Regions from separate parts of the Homo sapiens genome. Here regions 2 and 3 are each linked to region 1. Evidence: read pairs that join two places in POLR2A ChIA-PET (ENCODE). Cell type or tissue: OCI-LY7. All regions are shown on one strand.

The links. ChIA-PET counts read pairs that join two places held together with the same protein. Peaks named below come from ENCODE experiments on the same cell type or tissue, not always from the same donor. Only the 100,000 strongest peaks of a DNase experiment are listed, where the experiment ranks them.
Region 2: POLR2A ChIA-PET joins it to region 1 with 10 read pairs; 2 of 35 experiments call an interaction of 5 or more read pairs at or near these places.
Region 3: POLR2A ChIA-PET joins it to region 1 with 12 read pairs; 2 of 35 experiments call an interaction of 5 or more read pairs at or near these places.

The regions. Positions count from the first base shown.
Region 1 is chr5:55,303,815-55,311,814 of GRCh38, forward strand. DHX29 (DExH-box helicase 29) reads right to left here and starts at 3,880. Exons shown (of 27, transcript NM_019030.4): 1 at 3,573-3,880. The coding sequence starts at 3,759. MTREX (Mtr4 exosome RNA helicase) reads left to right here and starts at 4,175. Exons shown (of 27, transcript NM_015360.5): 1 at 4,175-4,333. The coding sequence starts at 4,200. It overlaps LOC124900979 (a long non-coding RNA gene), which reads right to left. Exons shown (of 2, transcript XR_007058774.1): 2 at 4,335-4,623. RefSeq lists enhancers at 3,549-3,808, 3,949-4,428. In OCI-LY7, CTCF peaks have their summits at 4,813 and 5,018; DNase peaks (open chromatin) are centred at 3,897, 4,157, 4,597 and 4,807; H3K4me3 peaks cover 5,801 bases; H3K27ac peaks cover 2,116 bases.
Region 2 is chr5:57,233,776-57,241,775 of GRCh38, forward strand. It overlaps GPBP1 (GC-rich promoter binding protein 1), which reads left to right. Exons shown (of 12, transcript NM_022913.4): 6 at 2,191-2,257. Among named protein-coding and RNA genes, the nearest start is that of GPBP1, 64 kb to the left of the region's middle. In OCI-LY7, no CTCF peak of the experiment used is centred here; no DNase peak of the experiment used is centred here.
Region 3 is chr5:54,649,483-54,657,482 of GRCh38, forward strand. No RefSeq gene overlaps it. Among named protein-coding and RNA genes, the nearest start is that of LINC02998, 91 kb to the right of the region's middle. In OCI-LY7, no CTCF peak of the experiment used is centred here; no DNase peak of the experiment used is centred here.

The DNA.
Region 1 (8,000 bases):
CATTCTCCATTTAATGTTTACCAAGTCACTATTTTCTGTTCCTCATAGCACTTTTTCTATTTTAGTGACCCTAAAAAAAAATTTATAATGGCTTTCATAAATTTATGACATCCATTCCCAATTCTTATTCCCCTCTTAAAATTTTAAGCCTCAACTAGGTTCAAGGATTTTCAGAAACACAAGCCTCTTGGTTGGAAGAGAAAACTTAAATTACTGAACCTCTTATTTTGGTCTCAGTCATAACATGATAAAGCAGCTTAATTATACTTAGGCTAAGGAAGTGGCACTTCTAAAGCACAGGAATGGAAAGAAGAAAGAAAAGAAAAGAAAGGCAAAGAGAAGGACAGTAAAAGAAAGATGGGGAAAGGTCTTGCTATTTCTAGAACACTCCAGGCTTGCATCTCAAGGCCTTTCTGTTCCCTCTCCCCAGGAGACTCTTTACCCAGTCATCTGTGTAACTACTTTACCTGCCTCCTTTGCTTGCTCAAATGTCACTTTTTTTTTTTTTTTTTTTTTTGAGACCGAGTCTTGCTGTCACCCAGGCTGGAGTGCAGTGGCACAATCTCAGCTCACTGCAAGCTCCGCCTCCCGGGTTCACGCCATTCTCCTGCCTCAGCCTCTCCGAGTAGCTGGGACTACAGGCGCTCGCCACTATGCCCAGCTAATTTTTTATATTTTTAGTAGAGACGGGGTTTCACCGTGGTCTCAATCTCCTGACCTCGTGATCCGCCTGCCTCGGCCTCCCAAAGTGCTGGGATTACAAGCGTGAGCCACTGCGCCTAGCCACCTTCTTATATGATGCCTTCCTTCCCTGACCATCCTATTTAATACTGAACCTCTCCCCACCCTCCTCCCTATTCGGCCTCTTCAGAAATTCTTTCATGAGCAAATGAAATTAAAAAAAAAACAAGACTGGTATTACTTGTTGTGCAAGCCATTTGGTGATTCTGAACCTCTACGATAGAGGACAATTTTGACCAGCTGTGCCGTCAAATTGGAAAGATAAGGAGGGACGGAAGTAGAGTAGAACCATTACATCTACATTAGGAACTACACAGAGTTGAGCATTTTTCCACTTTTTTCTCCAAAATAGGTTTATTGTACGTTATACTATATATTAAAAGCACCCTAAAATAAACCCAAAAGTTATGTGCAAATTTAGTAGATAACCTCTAGTTTTTTTCTCTTGATTTCTTGGTCTTAATAATTCCTTTGAACTTTCCTTACCAGTTATCCAAGTAATTTTCTTCATGACAATATGCACAGCACTAGAGTAGATACTGGGGAAATGTTAACACATATCCATAAAACTGTTCCTACCTCCTGTAATTTTGTTGGATATATAAAACATATAATTCTTTACATATCATAAGGCAAGAACTAACTATCAAAAAGAATGATTTAAACAACTATGATACGTCAGTTGTGAATAGCAGGAAGAATTCAAAAGGAAGTTGTTATCTGAAATGGGTATTTTAAGGTTTTGGTAGATGATGTTAGGGACAGATTGCACTCCATGAAGAAAAACATGGCAAGAATAAATACGAGGAAGGAGAAAGCTAAGAGCTCCATTTGGAGAAATGAAAACACACCAGACTTGCTATAGTTGAATAGAGGAATTATTAAAAGGTTAGAAAGAGGGTTTTAGAAGCTAGCTAAATGATTTGGATTTTATTGCAAAGTCAGTGAGGATGCCATGGAAGAAAATAGGAAGTGTTACGACCAAAGCAGCATTTCTGGAAGATCAGTCTGATGTTGATATGCAAGACCAACTGGAGGAAGCAAAATGAGCACAGCTGTGGAGCCCTATTAAAAGACTTCGTTGCTACTCCAGGAATTCACAGGTACCAAGACTAGGATGTGAACTACACAAATGCAAAGTGAAATATGGAAAAACAGAAACAAGGAAGTCGAAGAAAAAGTTAGTTTGGGGAAAGAAGAGTGGTTTAGTACTAGCCCTGTTAAATTTGAGATGCTTGCAAAAAATAGGGTCAGAGAATCCAGCAAAATGTATAAATTGCCAACTTGAGCTTGGAAGAGAGGCCATCTACAAAGGAAAAGATAGAAGTAATGGAAATAGATGAACACTCCTAGAAGGGCTTTAGGAGTGAACTATACTGTCAAGGATTGACACCTTGAGAAAGGGTCACAGTTTGGGGCTGGAGGAAAGGGAATTCAAAGAATACAACAAATGACTATCGGTTCAAATTCAGAGGAATGTCAGTAAAAGACAAAGGAAAAGTAAAAAAGAGGCTGATCCACAGAATAAAACTGCCATAGTTGTCAGGGAGAAATTCTATGTATTTGTAATTACAAGTATGCTAACTCTGTAGCTAACACTACAATAAATCGCAGGGCAAAGAACTGTTTCCACCTTCTAGGTAAAGGTCTGGTACCTGCCTACTTTTTCAGTCTCATCTCATTTCATCCTTTGGCGATGCTTTATGTTCTGTGAATTCCTCAAGAGCCCCAAGCTCTTTCCTGACTCAAACTTTTTACACATGATGTTCATTACGCCCGCCTGGAATACTAATTTCTGCCATGCTTCACAGAGTTAACTCCTTTTTCATTCTCCTCATCTCAGCTTAACTGTTACATTTCCAGACACCATCCATGATACCTGCTCATCCCGAGAAAAATTAGATTACCCTGTTAAACTGTCTTCCCTGGCTTTTCTTTGTGGCACTTATCTATTATAAGGCTATAAATATGTCTGTGTGCGTTACCTATTAGTTAATACCTATCTCTGACATTAGACTGGCAAGCTCCATGAGGTGATGTCTCTTTTTGCTCATCACATTCCTCACATCTTATCAGACACATACTAAATATTTGCATATATACACATAAATGCTCAGCAAATATTTCTTGAATACTCCAATAAGTACAAGCAAACAACCCGAGAAGAACACAACAGAATGTAATTGTTCATCTTTTGAGCTCAACCGTAATATGTGGCCTGCTCATCTGCAGCAGGAATCGGCCATCTATAAGTTGAGTTGTCAAATCAATTTGTACAGTAAGCAAAACTGCATGGCGGCAGAAACGAGGGCAGACAATTTTACAATAGATTACACGTAACCAGTGTGTAACCAGTGTGTAAGTCCTGTAATTTTTATTAAGTATTGATTTTTCCAGAACGCATGGAGACACTAGATTGTTGCTGAAAATGATATGAAAAACTGACAGAAAATGGGGCTGGCTGGCACCAGGAGGTCAGGAACTCCACTCAGTACTCGTCTTTGCGTTAGCCTAGCTAGCTGAGATGGTGCTCAGGATGAATTCCTGCTGAAACAGGAGCTAATGCAATTATTTTGTTTTTAGAAGGGGGAGAAGTGTGAGTTAAAAGAGAAATGCCAGGCTGCAACAGGGCTACTGTCAGAATTTTGGAGGCCCAAAGAGCTTAGACTTTTTTAATCTAAAACAAGGCCACCCCATGGGGAGGTAGCAGCTCGAGTGTTGGGAAATAGAAATGTTGGGCCCGAAGCTCCTCCCGGGTTCTAAGGCCCTTTCCTCAGGACAAGCAGCAAGGTCTCAGGGCAGACAGCCAGGGGCTGGGGGACCTCTCGTACCTTGCTTGACACGGGGCTCCCTGGAGCCGGCAGCGGCAGCGGCAGCGGTGGCCGGCCTGGACACTGGCTTCTTGCTTTGGGCCTCCCCGGCAATTCCAGCCTCGGCAGATTTGGCTCTGGAAGCAGACACGGCGGCCCGGACCACCGCGGCCGCTGGAGCCTTGTGTTTCTTGTTCTTGCCGCCCATGTTGCAGCTGTGGCAGAAGATCCTTCGCGGCCCAGGCCCCGACGGTACCACTGCACAGCCGAGAGCTCTTCACATTCCCCGGCTCCGGGGCTGCCACCCTGCGCTTCGATCCGGGCTTCTCGGGCCGGGGCGACCGCTGCCTCGCAATTGGTCGAATTCAGCAGGCTCCGCCTCCTTGAGTCGCCAGCTGCCTGCCACACGCCAGGCGCCACGCGCCGCCCTCGCTCTTTATCCACTGAGCAGCTTATCCACTTTAGGTCGGAAAGGAAAGGAAAGAAAAGCAGGAAAAAAAAAAAAAGTCAGGGGAACATTTTTGTCGGCTGCGCGACTCGACTACTTTTGTCTCCTGCGGGCCACTGTTGAGCCTTCACGAGACGTCACTGTCTTCGGTCGCGGGGCATCGTGGGTAGGAGGGAGATTTGCTCTCACTGCTCCCAAAAATGGCGGACGCATTCGGAGATGAGCTGTTCAGCGTGTTCGAGGGCGACTCGACCACTGCGGCGGGAACCAAAAAAGACAAGGAAAAGGACAAGGGGAAATGGAAGGGGCCTCCAGGGTCTGCAGACAAGGCAGGGTAAGGAAGAAGTTCCAGTTGTTGCTTTTATTTTTTTTCTCGGTGGGGAGGAAGAAAACACTACTCTCTTAGGAAGAGCACGAGAAAGTGAAGTGTACATTGAGTGGCGTTGGAAGTGAAGGGGTTCCAGAAAAAAGTTGGAGAGGGTGGAAGAATGTTGGTTCGTGGAAGGGGGGTCTTGGCGTTTCCTGGTGTCTGCAGGCAGCGTGATCTTCTGCTTCAATTCCCTTACGTCGATGTTACTGATTCTGTCCCCATCTTCGCGGTTGTCTCCTGCATCAGCACAACACCTGGCACATAGTCGTTAATAAACAAAACGAATGATTAGTTGAGTAAAAGGTGAAAAGGTTTAGAAAAAATGATATGAATTGATTTGGAGGGGAAAGGGCAGATAATAACATGAGAAGGGAGAGACATTTAATCTCCAAGATGTAGTAGTTTTCTCTTCCGTAAAATGGAGATAATAGTGCCTACCACTGGTGGATATGAGGATTCAATGAGATACACGTGTAAAGTGCCTAACAGTGGTTAGCTAGCTATCACTAATAAATGGTAGCTATCGTGAGTTTATTGAGAAAAAATTTAAAAATTACTGGACCCTACCCATATGTTTAGACTGGTGCATACAGCCACCAGAAAGTGTACAGATCTGTTTATAGTAGAACAAGGAAAAGCTATTACTTGTATTAAATAAAGTAAGATGATTAATTAACAATCAACAAAATATACTCTTGGCATTGTGGGGCCAGATACCCAATAGATGCTTGAAATTAAATTAGACATGATTTTGCTCTCAAGGAATTTTCGGTGTAGGGAAAGAGAACAGGTACCCATTAAAGAGTTACAGTATAGGTGAGGAGGTCGTTAACTTAAAATGAATGATATATACAATTAAGTGTTATAAAAGTTCAAGAAAGGGAGATCCTATTTCTGACTTTCAGGAAGGCTTATTTATATACAAGAGAATATTCTGAGTTAAGGAAATTGTGTTGTTAATGGTGCCAAGTTTGTTTGTTTTTAGGAGCATAAATTGAGCAAGAGGAACTGTTTCATTTAGGGACTACAAGAGATAAGACTGGGAATATACATTGATTTGAGAACATGAGGGGCCTTGAATATCAAGCAGAGGAGTTTTGATTTCATTTTTAAAACCCTGTTGAACAAGGTGATTGGATAAGTAGAATGATAGTTTAGGAAAATTAATTTGGCAGTGGTTGGCAGAGTACTATAATAGTATAGGGAAAGAAGATAGACAGTGAGAAAGTAAATTAGGAAATTATGTTAGTTATCTGGTTGTAAAGATGAAAAGAACCTCAACTCAGGCAGTGGCAGAGGAATGGAAAGGTACGAACATGTTAAGGAAAAAATGGACAGGCCTTCATTAATTAAGGAAAACAAGGGAAAGGAAGTCAAAAGAGATGTTTAATTTGCATGTCAGGGTGAAAAAAACAGGGACGTTCAGAGGTTTTGATATAGTGATAACATTAATTTGGCTTGAGACAATGTGAAGGGATGCTAGTATGTCTGTAGGAAAATGTCCACTGGGTAGTTTTAATAGGGTTTTGGAGAGAGACCAGGACTGGAGGTATATATTTGAATATCATTTGAATTGGTCTCCTTGAGATAGAGATCTCTGTGGGGAAGTAAGTGACACAACACAGAACTTCTGGAGAGGGTACATAAGCCTAAATAAGAGATTAGAGGGATAAGAGAAAATTCTATCAGGAGTGCGAAATGAGTGGAACAAAGTGGAAAAATAGTCTACTCGCATTAAGTTGGATTGGGAGAGTTTGGGGAAGCTTTTCAGAGAAAATAAGAAAGGAGGACCAATTATTTTTATTTCTTTCAAGACAGGAAGTAATAGTTGCTAGAGTGTTTGAATGGGCAACTATGATATTATGAAGACAATACATGTATAATTTACCATGTTAGTATATACTTTACCTCAAATTTGCTAGGATAAAATGAGTTTTATTTGCAGGTTAGTTGGGGTAAGCTGTTTGACAGCCTTCCAAAGTGAAAAGAGGAAATAAAAATCTAATTTACATTTCATTATATTAGGAAATGAATATTAGAGAAAGGAAATAAGAAAACACAGGAGAACGTTAGTAGCTTAAAGGGTTTTGTTTACTACCAACACTTCTAGCAAGGTCTTCTAGATATTTTTAAGAAAAAAATCCTGGCCGGGCGTGGTGGCTCACGCCTCTAATCCCACTTTGGGAGGCGGAGGCTGGCAGATCACCTGAGGTCAAGAGTTCGAGACCAGCTTCACCAACATGGCGAAACCCCATCTCTACTAAAAATACAAAATTTAGCCATGCCTGGTGGCAGGCGCCTGTAATCCCAGCTAGTTGGGAGGCTGAGACAAGAGAATGGCTTGAACCTGGGAGGTGGAGGTTGCAGTGAGCCGAGACTGTGCCACTGCACTCCAGCCTGGGCGACAGAGCTTGACTCCATCTCAAAAAAAAAAAGAGAAAAAATCCTATTTGCCTGATTGCAGTGGCCATACTAACATTATGCATAGTGTGATTCTCATCTGATCTGTGTAACATAGGAGGGCAAATCATGGAACTTCAGAGGAACTTGCCCTTTATTTAGTATTCTAGATCAAGTGGATGCTTTTTAAAAAAATAGTTTCTTTACCTTTTAGAGATGGGGTCTCATTTTCTCACCCAGGCTGGAGTGCACTGGTGCTTAGCAGCTTATGGTAACCTCGAACTCCTGGCCTCAAGCATTCCTCCCACCTCAGCCTCCTGAATAGCTAGAAGTACAGGTACACACCACCATATCGGGCTAATTTTAAAAATGTTTTGTAGAGACGGGTGTCTCATAGTATGTTGCCCAGGCTGGTTTCAAACTCCTGGCCTCAAGCAGTCCTCCCACCTTGGCCTCTGAAAGTGTTGGGATTCCAGATGTGAGCCACTGTGCACAGCCAGTGAGTACTTTTTAAAAAAACTTTATGAGAATTGTCAAACTATGTATTTTATATATAAAACAGTATGAAGAGCTTCATGTACTCATAACTCAGCTTCACCAATATCAAGTCATGATCAGTCTATTCCTACATCTTTTTTTTTTAATCAAATGCAAGTTGTTTTTTCTCCCTAAATATTTCAGTATTTATGTCATCCAACAAAACTAACAATAATTCCTTAATATCGTTAAATACTGAATCTGCAGTGAGATGTCCCCAGTTGTCTCGGATGTTTTTTGATCATTGGTAGTTGAATCAGGATTCAAACAAAACCCTACACTGTTTTTATTGTTATGTCCCTTAAGTATTTTATGCTACAACAGCCTCCCTCTTTTTTCTTTCTGCCATTGATTTCTATTTTGGAGGGATGAGTGAAGGGAGAAACCAGGTCATCTATTCTGTGGAGTTTCCCACATCCTGGATTTGCTTTCTTAAACTGCCATTTAACTTGCTCCTGTATCCTCAAGTATCTTCTGTAAACTGTCCTCATCCCTAGAGCTGCATTTTGTGACATAATAGCCACTATCCTCACGTAGCTGTTGAGCACTTAAAATATGACTTGTCAGAATTGAGATGTTCGGTGAGTGTAAAATTCACACCAGAATTGGAAACGTTAATATGAAAATTGTAAAATATCTCCTTAATTTTAATTTGGTTATAATTGAAATGATAGTATTTTGCATATATTGGGTT
Region 2 (8,000 bases), 1.9 Mb after region 1:
GCATAGTTCAAACTTGTGTTGTTCAAGGTTCAACTGTATAAACAAACTCTGGGAATGGTAATAGTACTCTCATAGTGTTGTGAGGGTTAAATTAGTAATACAATTAAATTACTTAAAACTGTGTGTGACACATAGTAAGCACTCAATAAAAACTAATTGCTGTTGTTATTTTCATATCCCACCCCCATTCTCAAGATGTGGTTGTCATTGGCTATTATAATCCTAGACTTGGCAGAGTATAATTTCTAATAGTATACTTTAAAGATGCTATGCACATGTAACCACCGCCAAAATCTTAATTCTGTTTAGTTTGTATCTCTGAAGGAATCATGGTGGTATGCATGTATATTTGCTTTACAATAATCTCAGTACAATGTTAGTAATCATTTTTTAGGTGATTAAAATGTTTATATTAAAATTGATTTTATTTAATATATATTAAGTACCTTCTTTAAAAGAGGCAGTTTGTGTGCTAGGAAAAATACCTGATAGAATACTGGAAATTTAGGATTTTGGAGGATAAACGCATCTACCAAGATTAGCTTTAGAGCACTCATTCAATGCTCATCTCACTTTTGTTTTTAATAATCCTGAATATCACTTGTTGAAATACAGATTTGGACTTGGCTTTGGCTTTGATAGTGCGTGTGTTAACTAGTGATGACAACTTTAAGAATTGGGGCTGGGTTCAGTGGCTCATGCCTGTTTTCCCAGCACCTTGGGAGGCTGAAGTGGGAGGTTCAAGTGAAGCCACGAATTTGAGACCAGCCTGGGCAACATAGCAAGACCCATTATCTACAAAGTTTTTATTAAAAAATTAAAATTATTGGGGCCAGTCTAATCACTTGAGCCCTTAAAAGCAGAGAAGTTTCTCCAGCTAAAGTCAGATGTGCAGCAGAAAAGGAAATCCAAGAGCTTTCACGTGTGAGATGGATTTGATGTGCAATCACTGGCTCTGAGATACAGTTGCCCAGATACAAAGCTAAAAAGAGAATTCTCAAAGCTAATAGAAATTCCCAGGTGACAGCCAGCAAGGAAATGGAGACCTCAGTCCTACAGCTACAAGAAACTGGATTGTGCCCACAATTTGAGTGAATCTTCCTATAACCCATGCTGTCAACACAGATTATAGCTTGGTGAAACCTGAAGCAGAGAAACCAGTCAAGCCAACCCAGACTTCTGATCTACAGAGCTATGAGATAATAAACATGTGTTGCTATAATGAAAAAAAAAATTAAAATTATTATTAGTCCAGGTGTGGTGGCTCACTCCTGTAATCCCAGCACTTTGGGAGGCAGAGGCAGGTGGATCACTTGAGGCCAGGAGTTGGAGATCAGCCTGGCCAACATGGTGAAACTCCGTCTGTACTAAAAATACAAAAATTAGCTGGGCATGGTGCTGCTCACCTGTAATCCCAGCTACTTGGGAGGCTGAGACAGGAGAATCACCTGAACCCTGGAGGCGGAGGTTCCAGTGAGCTGAGATCGTACCACTTCACTCCACCTGGGTGATAGAGCAAGACTGCATTTCAAAAAAAAAAAATCTGATTTTCCTCTTCTCTGATCTTGACCTTATGCTAAGGAGGGATTATTTCTTAGACTGATGCAAAGACCTCCATTCTCTTGAGTTTTTCTTTTCTTTTTTTTTTTTGTTTTAAATGAAAGCAAGTTTATTAAGAAAGTAAAGGAATAAGAGAATGGCTACTCCATAGGCAGAGTAGCCTGTTTTTTAACCCTGACTTTTTTCTTAGTTATGGATAAGGAAACTTAAACACACTCTTGTTTTCTCTGACCAGCAATTAGTATAGATAGTAACTAGTTTAATGGTTAGCAAAGTAAGCTGAGAGTAAGGTTTATGAGTAATTCATGTTTAATACAGGCTGAATGTCCTTTATCTGAAATGCTTGGGACCAGAAGTGTTTTGGATTTTGGATTTTTTTCAGATTTTACGTTTATTATTTCAGCATCCTGTTTCTGAAAATCCAAAATCCAAGTGCTTCAATGAGTAGGCAGAGCGTGACACTGGCACTCAAAAAGTTTCAGATTTTGTAGCTTTTCAGATTAGGGTTATTCAACCTGTAGCTAAGAGTTGGTCATATTTGATTCATCAGTTACAACATGTATGATTCTGAGATTGGTTTTAAATGATTTATTTTTAAAATGTGAAATGTTTATTCCAACTTTCTTCCAGCCGTCTTTAAATCCTGAGTATGAGAGAGAACCAAATCACAATAAGTCTTTAGCTGCAGGTGTGTGGGGTAAGTAATTTTTTATCTATATTTGAGGGGCACAAAATGTTGATATTTATAGGTTTCACTTTTTGTGTTTTTTAAAATAGAGAGCAGGCTAGAATAAAACTTTCTTTTTAAAGTATTTGTATTTGATGTGCTTAGCTACAAAAAAGGTAACATTCGTCTTTAAAAAGGAGGATTGGAATAGAAGAGTTTGAAGTAGTTGATTTGCACATGTTAGTATCATTAAACATACTCAACTTGAATATGACTTAAATGATAATAAGTTAGTGTAATGAATTGATACCATTTTGAGAGCAGCTGGATAATGTAAAGAAACAAACTGAGTTTAAATTAATTTTTAGTTGTTCAAAGTTGAAAACTTTAACTGGAAATACTTCTGATCATAGTGTGACATGAAGTTAATATTTTTACCTATGAAAGTGGTTACGTATATATATATACACATATATGTATAGACTGTTACAGATAATTGTATAAATTTGCTTGTGGAGCTAGTCTATATTTGAAGTTATTTGTCTCTGATTTCTGATTTTCAAAGCTTAATGAGAGTTCTTCTAGAAATAACCCAGCCCCCATTTTTTTTTAAAAGACTGCTGACAGTTCAATTTGTTAGCATTTTACAGAAGATTAAACTGAACTCATATAGTACAATTTAGACAGCTTTTTTAAAGATTCAAGTGAAGTTTAAAATAATGGAAAATTTTATACTAAGATTTGACATCTGAAAAATAAAATTAATCATTTGATACTAAATTCAGAGGTGCTCAATCCATGTTGGAACTTAAACACATGTTCATTTGTATTTTTCTATTGAAAATCAACTCACTAAAACAAAAGGATTGTGGCTTTTGACAGCATACTAGTCCTAACAGTAAAGGCATTATTTTAAACTTTGCCACTTCCTGTGCTATATTGTATGTATGAGGTGAAACTCGGGAATTATTTTGTTTTCTTTTGATCTTCCTCTTTATTTAAGGGCTTTTTGAGGGTGGGGGTGGGGGTGGTCAGACACTTTTGTTAGAACCATGTGAATGGCATTGTTTTTTCTGTATTGCAAATTAGTATTTCTACCACTCTCCCCAGGCCTACACGCCCAGACACACACATACCCAACCAAAAAAATCTCCCAAGCTCCTCTCTTAGGTATGTTTCCTTATTATTCAGTTTTTCTGGGAACAACTGATTGCATAAGAATATAGAACCACCTGGAAGGTGTTAAATAGAATCTCTAAGAAATTAGGAATAATTTGGATTTGATTAGAATGAAAGTTTTAAAAATCAAGAATGCCAGTGAGCGTTTGTCATATAAAACTATCTATAGATACTATTGGTACTGATCCTGGGTTGATTTAATAATCTTAGAAATGATTTAGAGACAAAGACATATTTGAAAATAATGAGAGTAAAATGTATTAATATGAAGATTTTGGTTCTACTGTTTCAGGGTTGGTCTAAGGATTTTGAGTACTAGTTGAAAAGATGTTCAAAAGGAAGATGTACTCTTTACTGTGTTTAGGTAAACTAAGAAATGTGTCTGCATAAACAAAAAAAGAAAATGGTTAATTGTGGAATGGTTAATTGTTAAATTCCCAGTACTTCCCATAGGAATACAATGAAACTCTCATTGTATCACACTTTACTATTCCTCTCTCACTTTCCCCCCTGGGTTCCCAAGTATTGTTTTCCCTATTGCAACATTTAAAATAGCTATGTTCCTGAGGAAGACGAGAATTTTAGGAAAGACTTCAATAGAGCTTTTCTAGTGCTACTTCCTTCCAGGTAAGTAAAAATTTACTAACGAAAATATAATATTTATTAAAAAAAAAAAGCAATTTGTCCCTGAAACTATAATTTTGTAGATTGAAAACTGGCAGACTTAAACATGATGCCCCAATTTGAGAAATACCCTGCGGGGAATGTAGTTAAGTGATTTATAATATAGCTACATAAATTGAATTCTGCTTAGAACCTAGTTGGCTTTACTGGAAACACCCTCATGCAGCTTATATCTGTGACTTCAATAGTGTTTTTATGTTAACCAGAATCATAGCTATTAGGTACATAAAATTAATGGTTATTAAATAGTCCATCTCCACGCTGTTAATTTAAAACTAAAACAGGAATTCAAGCTGCCTATGAGAATTTAAAAATAATGTAATTGTTTGATTGATTTCTTTGGTGAGTGAGGAAGAAAGAGTGATGTATGTTCAAGTGTTAGTGTGCAGTTGAGTTGAGTTGCATTAATAATTAGTGGCGACCAGGCATGGTGGCTCATGCCTGTAATCCCAGCACTTTGGGAGGCCAGGGCAGGTGGATCACCTGAGGTCGACACCAGCCTGACCAACATGGAGAAACCCCATCTCTACTAAAAATAAAGAATTAGCCGGGTGTGGTGGCGCATGCCTGTAATCCTAGCTACTCGGGAGGCTGAGGCAGGAGAATCGCTTGAACCTGGGAGGCAGAGGTTGCGGTGAGCCGAGGTCGCACCATTGCACTCCAGCCTGAGCAACAAGAGTGAAACTCCGTCTCAAAAAATAAATAAATAAATAAATAAATTAGTGGCTACTGATCATGTGTTTTTAGAAGTCCTATGGAGTACTGTTTTTGTGCCAGTGACCATGTCAGCAACATACTATTGGCAGAACTTAACATTTACTTAAGATATTAAAAAATCAGAAATTTCAGTGACTAGTAATTAGCTTAAGCATGGTCTTCTTCCAACTCAGCATTTATATATTTTTTCAGCTCCTTGGTAGTTTGATGAGCTTTCTTGATTTTAGCTCATATTTGATATACTACTTAAGAACATAAAGGTTCATTGCTCAGAGTTCTTTTGGTTTGTTGAGCATTCTGAATCAAAGCAAATTAGTCACCAGTTAATATAAATGGATTGTTTTCTAGAGAATTCCAATATTTGCCACAAGCATACAGATTGAGTGACATAATTGCATTCAGTGAGGTAAATTATGATGAAAGCCAATGGGGATTGATTTTATTAATAGGAACTTTGGTAAACAGAATTAAGGGAAGGGAAAATTCTTCGTTGGATTTTTTTGACAGTATTCTGTTGATGAATTGCTTTGTATGTTGAAATGACTTTTAATATCTGTCTTATATGAAAACAGTTGTTGAAATTATAGTGTTTTAAGAAAAAAGTAGTACAACGTGTTCATGGTTGAAAAGGGAAAATTAATAGGATTTGAGTAGACAGCTTGATACAGCTTGACCCAAGTACATTTTATTTGGTCTGAATTACTTGTTCACCATGGAAATTGTTGATATTTGTGAAATGCATTTCTTTAAGCATGTTCTTTATATGAATAACGTTGAGAGCCCCCGTTAAAGGGGGAAAGTACCATATCGATTGGTGTTGATATAAATTATAACAGTTAGTGAAACTCATTTGACTAAAACTCACAGTATTGTAAACCAAAATAGATTTGTTAATAAAATAAAGACGTTAAAAACCAGCTGGGCGTGGTTGCTCATGCCTGTAATCCCAGCACTCTGGGAGGCCAAGGTGGGCTGATCATCAGAGGTCAGGAGTTCAAGACCAGCCTGGCCAAAATGGTGAAACCCGTTTCTACTAAAAATACAAAAATTAGCTGGGCGTGGTACTGTGTGCCTGTAATCCCAGCCACTTGGGAGGCTGAGGCATGAAAATCGCTTGAACCGGGGAGGCAGAGTTTGCAGTGAGCCAAGATCGCGCCACTGCACTCCAGCCTGGGCGACAAAGAGACACTCCATCTCCGAACAAACATTAGAAACCAACAACATTCAAACAGCACCAATTGTTGTAAAAATGATCTTAAACATTTTTTTTGGTATTAAAACTAGTGTTCACAATAGAAATTTGTTTAAATTGCTGCCTTATAGAGTCTTTGCATTTGGTCTGTGTATGTACTATTGTCTTAGTGATAAGTTTTCTCTTCAAATTAATTGGAAAGCTTGCTGGGTGCAGTGGCTCATGCCTGTAATCCCAGCATTTTTGGAGCACAGGATGGGGGTATCACTTGGGGCCAGGAGCTCTCATAGGGAGACCCTTGTCTCTACAAAAATAAAAAATAAAAAATTAACTGGACGTGGTTGTGTGTGTCTGTAGTCTTAGCTACTTGCGAGGCTGAGGTGGGAGGACTGCTTGAGCCCATGATTTCCAGGTTGCAGTGAGCTACGATTGTGCCGCTGCACTCCAGCCTGGGCAACAGAGCAAGACTCTTTCTCCAAAGAAAGAAATGAAAACTTGATTAATTCAGATACTGATTACCCTTCACTTGGCTACATGCTTTTGTTGATACATTAAATTTACCTCTTCTGTCAAAATAATAGGAAACTAAATTAGTAACTGGCATCAATGTGATGATGACTCTTGACGTCACTTGGTATAGTGCACACTTATAAGCCTCTTACCCCAACCATTCAGTGTAGGTTTACTAGTGGAGTTGGAATGGTAAACATTTTGAAATATCTGCCACAGGAACAATTTCCATTTTCTTCATTAATATAATGGTGGAAGAATATTGAGTTCAGAATCAGATGTGGCTAACATTAGATCTTTTGCTTATTGATTATTTAGATTTTGGGCACATTGCTTAATCTGAGTGAATTTATTCATCTGTGAGGTGAGGATGACCACAAAAATTATAATGAGAAAAGCACTGTTGGGCCGGGAGTGGTGGCTCTCACACCTGTAATCCCAGCACTTTGGGAGGCTGAGGCAGGTGGATCACCTGAGGTTGGGAGTTCAAGACCAGCCTGACCAACATGGAGAAACCCTGTCACTACTAAAAATACAAATTTAGCTGGGTGTGGTGGCACATGCCTGTAATTCCAGCTACTCGGGAGGCTGAGGCAGGCGGAGGTTGTGGTGAGCTGAAATCGCGCCATTGCACTCCAGCCTGGGCAACAAGAGCGAAACTCTGTCTCCCATTTAAAAAAAAAAAAAAGGCATTGTTAAGGTTAAATTGTCTACTATGTAAAAATATTTGGTCATGTCACAGGTGTTTAATAAATGTCAGCTAATTATGTTGTTCAAATCCAATAAATGAAGGAGATTCTAGTTGTAGCTTTGTTAGAAGGCAAAAATGAATTTCTAGGTAGTGGGCCAAAGAATGAAGTAGTTAAATGTAGTGATTGAGTCAGAAACTTCATGTATGTAGAAGGTAGCTATATGGAGAGTGTAGTGAAAGGAAAGAGGTGAGGAATTGAAATGTCAACTCTGAATTATCTGTGTGGCCAATTTACTTTGTATTATATGTGGCAGTATTTTTGTTCTAATTTGTCTTCCTGAGAATTGGGCCAGTTCCCCGTCATCACTGCATTTATAGAAGAAAACTAATTCTTACATTCATAGGTATGGGAAGAGCATGAATAACAAGACAATAAAAGTGATATTTAATATTTAAAGTCAATTATAGGGCCAGGATTGGTGGTCCAGGCCTGTAATCCTAGCACTTTGGGAGGCCGAGGTGGGAAGATCAGTTGAAGCCAAGAGTTTGAGACCAGCCTGGGCAGCATAGTGAACCTTGTCTCTACAAAAATAAAAATAAAAAGGTCAGTTATTGTCAGGCTACATTTATTTGCGAGGATAGAGGGAAATAATGTTAAGAAAATCCAAAGGTCACATTTGCCTTCAGTTGTTCTGAAATTTGAACATGAGAATACCTGTGTAGGTGAGGTTGATGTAATAAGCACATGAAACTTATAGAAGATAGTCACTTACTTTCTCATTTTATATAGGTATTAAGGT
Region 3 (8,000 bases), 650 kb before region 1:
AAGGGCTCCTCAAGCATGGCCAGAATGGGCGCCCAGGCCGAGGAGGCATCGAGAGCAAGCGAGGGCTGCCAGCACGCTGTCACCTCTCACTGGTGCCTCTCATTTGAAAGGGATGTAGGAAGAAGAGCTTAATGGGGTACTCTCAGAAAAAGAATGCCGGGTTCTCTCTTATTAATGGCTTCCATCTGTTGATGGCACTGCTCTATCAGCTGTGAGGAGTGTGGCAGGCAAAGTGCAGGGGAGCTTATCAGTCCCAGCTTCACATCGTAGGTGGCTAAAGAGTTTTCACTCAGATCAAACCCAGAACTGGAGCAGCCTGCTTTAACACCACAGAGAAAAATGTCCTTCCAAAGCTATGGCTCCACTGGCTCTGACCCCATCGGGGTCACACTTCATCACACTGAAGAACCCAGTGTGTGCCATTGATTCTAGGGGGAAGATGGTGCTGGGACTTGGCCTAACATCCCAATCAAAAGAAAGCCACTGAAGCATATTCTTTGACACAGGCTAATACGATTGGTGTGTCATGCAAAACGAAAAGTCCACAGTCTGTAGCACCGATAAAGACACTACTCTTTGGCTGCAAAGTATGCATACACTCACATAGCAAAAAAGTAGCCTGGACTAAAGCTCTTCTTACTGTTTGCTATTTTATAGGGGTGTGTGTGTGTGTGTGTGTGTGTGTGTATATATATACACACACACACATATATGTATATATAAATGGTTTATATGATATATAAATTGGTATATACATATATGAATATACAGAATATCATACAGTCATCCCAATATCCTTGGGGGATTGATTTCAGGACTCCTATGGATACCAAAATCTGAGGATGCTCAAGTCTCTCTGGTATAAAATGGTGTAGTATTTGCATATAATTTACACACATTCTCCTATATACTTTTATCGTCTCTAGATTACTTATAATACCTAATAAAATATAAATGATTTGTAGCTAGTTGTTATACTGTATTGTTTTTATTTGCATTATTTGTATTGTATTTTTAATTGTTTTGTATATTTTTCTGAATATTTTTGATCCATAGTTGGTTGAATCCACAGATGTGAAACTTGCAGATATGAAAGAGCTGGCTGTATATGTCTAAGTATATGTATATATCTAAGTGTATGTATACATAAAGTGGTTTTTGTAAGAGATGTGTATATATATATCGTAAATGTATGCTATATACTTATCTTTTCAGTTCACAACTTAATGGGAGCATATATTTTTGAAATTTTTATTATGGAGAATTTCAAATATGTATGAAAGTAGAAGGGATAATGTAATGTATCCGTCACCCAGTTCTAATCATTAGTAAGTCATAGTTAATCTTGTTTCCTCTGACAATGCCCCCACCAATATCTCCTCTTGCCTCCTGGATTATTTTAAAGCAAATATATTGGAAGTGTATGTATGTGTACCTGTATATTAGAAATACTTTTTAATTGGGAACAGTTTTAGATTTAAAGAATTATTTTAAAAATAGTACATAAAATTTCTCTCTACTGCACTCTATTTCCCCTATTAATAACATTTTACAATAGGATGGTACATTTGTAATAATTAGTGAACCAATATTGACACATTATTGTTAACAAAAGTCTATGCTTTCTTCAGATGTCCTCAGTTTTTCCCTAATGTCTTGTTTGCGTTGCATGAGCCTGTTGGAGGGATATTTTATTCTGCCTTTACAAGTCCTTGTGGTCTTGGGTTACATGCTCCACTTCATCTATTTGTGAGTTTTTCAGGTCTAGGAAGCCTGTATGATATTTCAAACCCTTTCCTCCCCTCGCCTTCCTATCTTTATCTCCCATGCTCCAACTTAGTTGGGAAAGGATACCACAGCACACATGTCCCCATTAGGAGCACTGATACCTCTATCACCCTTTGGAGCACTGTGGTCACTTGCTGGATTCCCTTTAAACTGCCATTTTGGAATTCATGCCAAGACACCACTGAATGTAATTTGGGACAGCCTATGAAGCAGAGAATTCAGAAAAAGCCCATGTACCTTTGAAAATACATTTGGGAGGACCACCACATTAACCAAATGAAATAGAACCAACAGTTCCCAGGCTGTTTGGGTTAATTTCTACTTTAGCTGTTCACAGTGTGGGGATTGGGGGGCAGTGATTTAGAGGCTCCACGGAGACCCTAGGAGGTGCTGCTTCTTGGGGTCCAGTCAGTTTGCCCTTCAACACCAAGCAGCCCCCTGGGAGGAAGCCCTGTGCTCTCTGCTGATGGCACAAGAAGTCAGTTCTCTCTGGAGGTGCTTTACTTAAACCAGTGCTGTTTATGGTGCCAGGTTTCTGATGCAATGCCTGCCTCCAGCCAGCCTGTCGAACAAATCGAAGTGTGATGGGTGGCTGGCTTGGGGCCAGAGTGGCGTCACTGCCCATTAATAGAAGTTGATGGAGCTCAGAAAAATGCTTTCAGTCTGGCAACGATCCGACTCCTTCTACACTTTGTCTACCTTGAGGAAAATATATGGAAAAATCAATTTAGGGATGCTTATTTTTACCAGTTTGTGTTAATTTAAGCACCAATTTGCCTAGTTACTGTTAGATTTTTAAAAAATGTTTTGTGACACATCTTGTTTTTTCCTGATTTATATAGTCTTTTATAGGTTCTGTTTCCTTCCAAAAAAAGATCTGAGGTGACTTATTACAAAGGACATTTATTATTAGCATGGAAGTTTTCTCTGCTTTTTCTTGATAATGTTCTGCTTATGTAACTACAGTTGATGAATTAGAGCTTATTTATCTAGGTATTAATATTTCACTTTATTCCATAAAGGAGGGGTCCCCAACCCCCAGGCCATGGACCATTGAGGATCCATGGCCTGCTAGGAACCCGGCTGCACAGCAGGAGGTGAGTGGTGGGTGAGTGAGCATTACTGGCTGAGCTCTGCCTCCTGTCTGGTCAGTGGCATTAGATTCTCATGGGACCGTGAACCCTATTGTGAACTGCACATGTGAGGGATCCGGGTTGCATGCTCCTTATAAGAATCTAATGCCTGATGATCTGTTACTATCTCTTATCACCCCCAGATGGGACCATCTAGTTATAGGAAAATAAGCTCAGGGCTCCCACTGATTCTACATTATGGTGAATAAGTAATAATGATAGAAATAAAGTGTACAGTAAGTGTAACATGCTTGAATCATCCAAAACCTCCCCCCACATTTGTAGCAAAATTGTCTTCCACAAAACCAGTCCCTGGTGCCAAAAAGGTTGCGGACTGCTGCCATAAATGGTATGCACAAAATATACAGATACTTATGCCATACAACAAGGTAAGACAAATTACAAATGTGTGAGAAAGGAAAAAGGAAACCCAAGTTAGTAACATAAAATATAGCTGTAAAATAGGACTTCACAGAAATTCATACCATGAAGTCCTATATACTTGCTCCAAATGGGTTGCACATCAGCAAATGGGGCTCAGAAAAGCCAGTAATAAAGGAAAAACACGATCATTTGGGCAAACTATAGTTCCAATCATCTAAAAAGAAGCCACACAACTCTTTCTGATACTCACATCAAGAAGAACTTAAAGAAGACACTATGTAATAAACATCTTTAACAATATTCTTATTGGAGACTGTTATGGGCTAACTTGTGTTCCCCCCATCCCACCCCTTGTCCTAAATTTATATGTTAAAGTCTCAACCCCCAGTGTCTCAAAATGTAATTATATTTAAAGATAAGGTCTTTAAAGAGGCAACTAAGTTAAGGTGAGATCATTAGGGTAGAACCTAATTCAACATGACTGGTGTCCGTAGGATATAGACAGGCACAGAGACAAAACCATGTGAAGACAAGAAGACACCAAGGAGAGAAGACTCAGAAGAAATCACCTCTGCTGATACCTTCTTTTTGGACTTCTCACCTCCAGAACTGTGAGGAAATAAATTCTGTTGTGTAAGCCACCTACTTTGTGGTACTTTGTGATGGTAGCCCTAGCAAACTAATACAGAGATACAGTAATATGTTTCCTAAGGGCTATCTCTAGTACCATCCCTCTTTTCAGGCTGAAGACAGCACCCTAATTTACCCAGATTCCTCCTTCCCTACTTCCCAAGCCTGCCCCCACATCCCACTGAAATTCACATGACCATTGTAGGAACTATGTGACCTTGCCATGCTGGCCACAGCTAATTGGCCTGGAGGCAAAGAACCTGACCCCAGCTGGCCCAATCAGTCTTTTCCTGGGATTTTTCCACCTGGAACCGAGAGTGCTTGACATTAGTCCTCTCTGGCAGCAGAAGTCATAGGATGTAAGCCTCATAAGCAGTCAGTGGCCATATATTATCCCAAGCAGGGAAGATGAATCTGTGAGAAGGATGAAGCCAGACAAAGACAGTCTTAGCTTCATTCCAATCTCTAGTTCATTCTTTAATTTAACATTATTTATTGAAGGCTTAGTATGTTCCAGGTACTGGTTCAGTCACTCCTGAAGTCCGTTGCATCCCTGCTTTCCTTGCAACATAGTTGTTCCTACCCTTTCATTGATTCCACCACCAATAAAGCCCGCTTTTTGCCTAAGTCAAATGGGGTTGGATTTCTGTTGCTTATAACCAAAGTATACACCACAATCCCCTACATCCTCCTTTCCCCTCTAGTTACTCTGGATTGCTGGCAGCTTCTTGAACAATTTCTGTTGTCACAGGGTAACAAGAGTCAGGTCAAGGGGTAACTATGCTTCCTTTTTTCAGTCTTCTCCATATAAAAATAAACAATGTTCAAATATTAATTATGCTGGTTTCTTTGTTCTGCTTGTAAAAGCTCATCTTTTACCCCCAGATACCTGAGCTGATCCAGACACTCCTCACTCTCCTACACTTGAGGGGATGGTCACAGAGGCTTTTTCTTACAACTATGTGATTATTTCAAAATGTAGGAAGTAGCTAACCACTTTTATAACCTCTCCTAGTGCAGAAATGACTGGTGGTGATGAAATTCAATCATGAACTCACATTGTATGTATTAATGACATTTCTTCCATGTAGTAAACTCCTCTCATTTCTTTAATTTTACTGTTAAGTATCAAGCTGGTACATTATTTGTCCACTTCATATGAAATTTATCTTTTAAGAAAGAGGCACAGAGATTTTTGTGTAGCTTACTTGTATTCTCATTTTGTGGATTTTATATTTTTCCCAGAACAGAGATCAAAAAACTATTAACTGACTTTCAGCCTTAACTAGGAAATGGGCACCCAATCAAAGATTTTTTTTTGAAACATTTCTTCATAGTAGGTACCCATTACATATTGTTGAATAGATGTGTTCTTATTCTGATAAATAACACTGAGTGGAAGACCTAGTACTGTTTTTATTCAGAAATGTCTGTATTATTTCTACTACTGGGTGGAAACACAGAGTTGTTAGCAACTTGAGTTTGCATACCAGAACCGCTATTTAGTAGGTGGTAGGCCTCTGCCAAGTAGGTCACTGGACTGCAGAGCCTCAGTTTTTCTCACCTATAAAATGGGAATTAAAATACCTATTTTGCAGAGTAGTTAGATGATTAAGTCAAATGATGTAGGTAAATGACTGTCATGAGTGCCTGCCATAGTGTGAGTGTTTCAGTTAGTTTTAGGTGTCAACTTGACAGAATTAAGGAATACCTAGAGAGCCAGTGAAGGATTACTTCTGGGAAGGTTCATGAGAATGCTTTCAGAGGAGACTGGTTTGTGTGTTTGTGGACTGAGTCGGGGATATCTGCCCTCAATGTGGGTGAGCACCATCCTATTGGCTGGGGACTTGATAGAACAAAAAAGGCAGGGAAAAGGTGATTGTTTTCTCTCTCTTTCCTGTAACTGGGCCACTCTTATTCTCCTGACCTTGGACATCAAAAACTCCAGCCTTTCTTGCTTTTAAACTCCAGAGCTTACACCAGAGGCCCCCACCTCCGGGTCTCAGGCCCTCAGGCCCTCAATCTTGGACTGATAATTATACCATCAGCTTTCTTAATTCTGTAAAAGCTTTCAGACTTTGGCTGAGCCATGCTACCAGCATCCCAGGGTTTCCAGCTTACAGACAGCATGTCATGAGACTTCTCAGCCTCTATAATCATATAAGCCAATTCTAATAAATCCCCTCTCATGTCTACCTATCTATCTATCTATCTATCTATCTATCTGTCTATATTTTATTGGTTCTGTCTCTCTGGAGACTGCTACTATAATGGACATTCAAGAAATTGTATTATTGTCCAATTCACTGTATAATTGCTTGCCTGTAATTTTCAATTGCCTTATATGTTACTGTCTATCCTTTCTTTTATAATTTTCTTTTTATCATTTGATACATATGATTGTGCTTTGGGTGACACAAGACCGCTACCCAGACATTTTTTTTTTTAACTTTAGCATGCCTTTCAGCCAAAGATCAGCAGGAACACATCTGTTGGGTTTATTACTATTGCAGGGAAGGAAACCACACACCATGGGGAACCCTCTTAGTAAGAAGGAGTTAGAGAGGACTTACCGGATTTAGGCTTGCATTAGGTGATTTAGGGAGCAGTAAAAGAAATAGGGCTTTTGTATGGGTTGGATGATCTCAGGAAGAAGGGGTAATTCTATGATTGGGTATCTTAATAAATCTTCTGTAAAAAGAGGGGAGGCTAAGATTGTAATTGGTAAAGAAACAGCAGTCACTCAGATTAGTAAGAACAGGGGGATGTTTGGTCCTTGTTGTGGTTTGGGCAATGTTCATATTTTTGTCTGTGTTCACACATGATACACAGTGGTCTTGTTTATATCTTGATCTATCACGGTCAACAGAGTGACCTTGAAGATCCTGATGTTCTGAGAAATTGTTTACATTCAACAGAAGAACACTATGACCCATCTCTAAGTGCCAGGCTAGTTCCTAACAACAACAAGACCTAGCTGTAAGTGTCAGGCCAGTTTCCAGAGGTCAGGCTGCTTTTCTCATTCTTATGTATTAGCATGCTCTGTAATAGAATTTAGGTGCAGACAACAGACACCACTCTAGCTGTCTCATGAGAACATGACTTAATATAGGGAATTAGGTGCTTACAAAATTGTTGGAAGGACTGGAATAACAGCTCTGGGCTTGGAATCCAGGAACAACTCCAAGAACTGCTGCATAGAGCTAGTCCTCCATGGGAGCTGCCAGCTATTCCTTCTCCACCTTTGTGATTGTGGTGACCGCTGCTGAAATTCTTGGCTCCAGGAACACATTAGCTAATTTGCTCTTCAGAGATCAGGAAACTGTTGCTGCAACTATTACTTTTATTTATTTATTTATTATTTTTAGATGGAGTCTTGCTCTGTTGCCCAGGGTGGAGTGCAATGGCACGATCTCAGCTCACTGCAACCTCTGCCTCCCGGGTTCAAGCGATTCTCCTGCCTCAGCCTCCTGAGTAGCTGGGATTACAGGCATGCATCACCACACCTGGCTAATTTTTGTATTTTTAGTAGAGACGGGGTTTCACCATTTTGGCCAGGCTGATCTTGAACTCCTGACCTCGTTCTTTGCCCACCTCAGCCTCCCAAAGTTCTGGGATTACAGGCATGAGCCACTGCACCCAGCCTACTTTTTAAAAAATGTTTTATTTATTATATTTGTATGTGTTATTTTATTTAGAGATGGCATCTTTCTGTGTCACCCAGGCTGGTGTGCAGTGGTGAAATCACAGCTCACTGCAGCCTCAAACTCTTGGGCTCAAGAGATTCTCCCACCTCAGTCTCCCAAGTAGCTAACTAGGACTGCAGGCTAATTTTAACTATTACCTTTAAAGCCGTACAACACCTGCTAGGTCCATAGTAACTCCTCTGAGTCCTGCCTCTTGGCTGTCGCCAGTAGTAACCAAAGCAGCACAACCTCTGCTACCTCTGCCACAGTATAACCCAACATTGCAATGACCACCTTTGCCAACAGCAGCGGCACAAGTTCCAGTAGCCTATTTGCTATATCACTTCCAGTTTCCAGATCTCACTTCTGCAGTCTGATT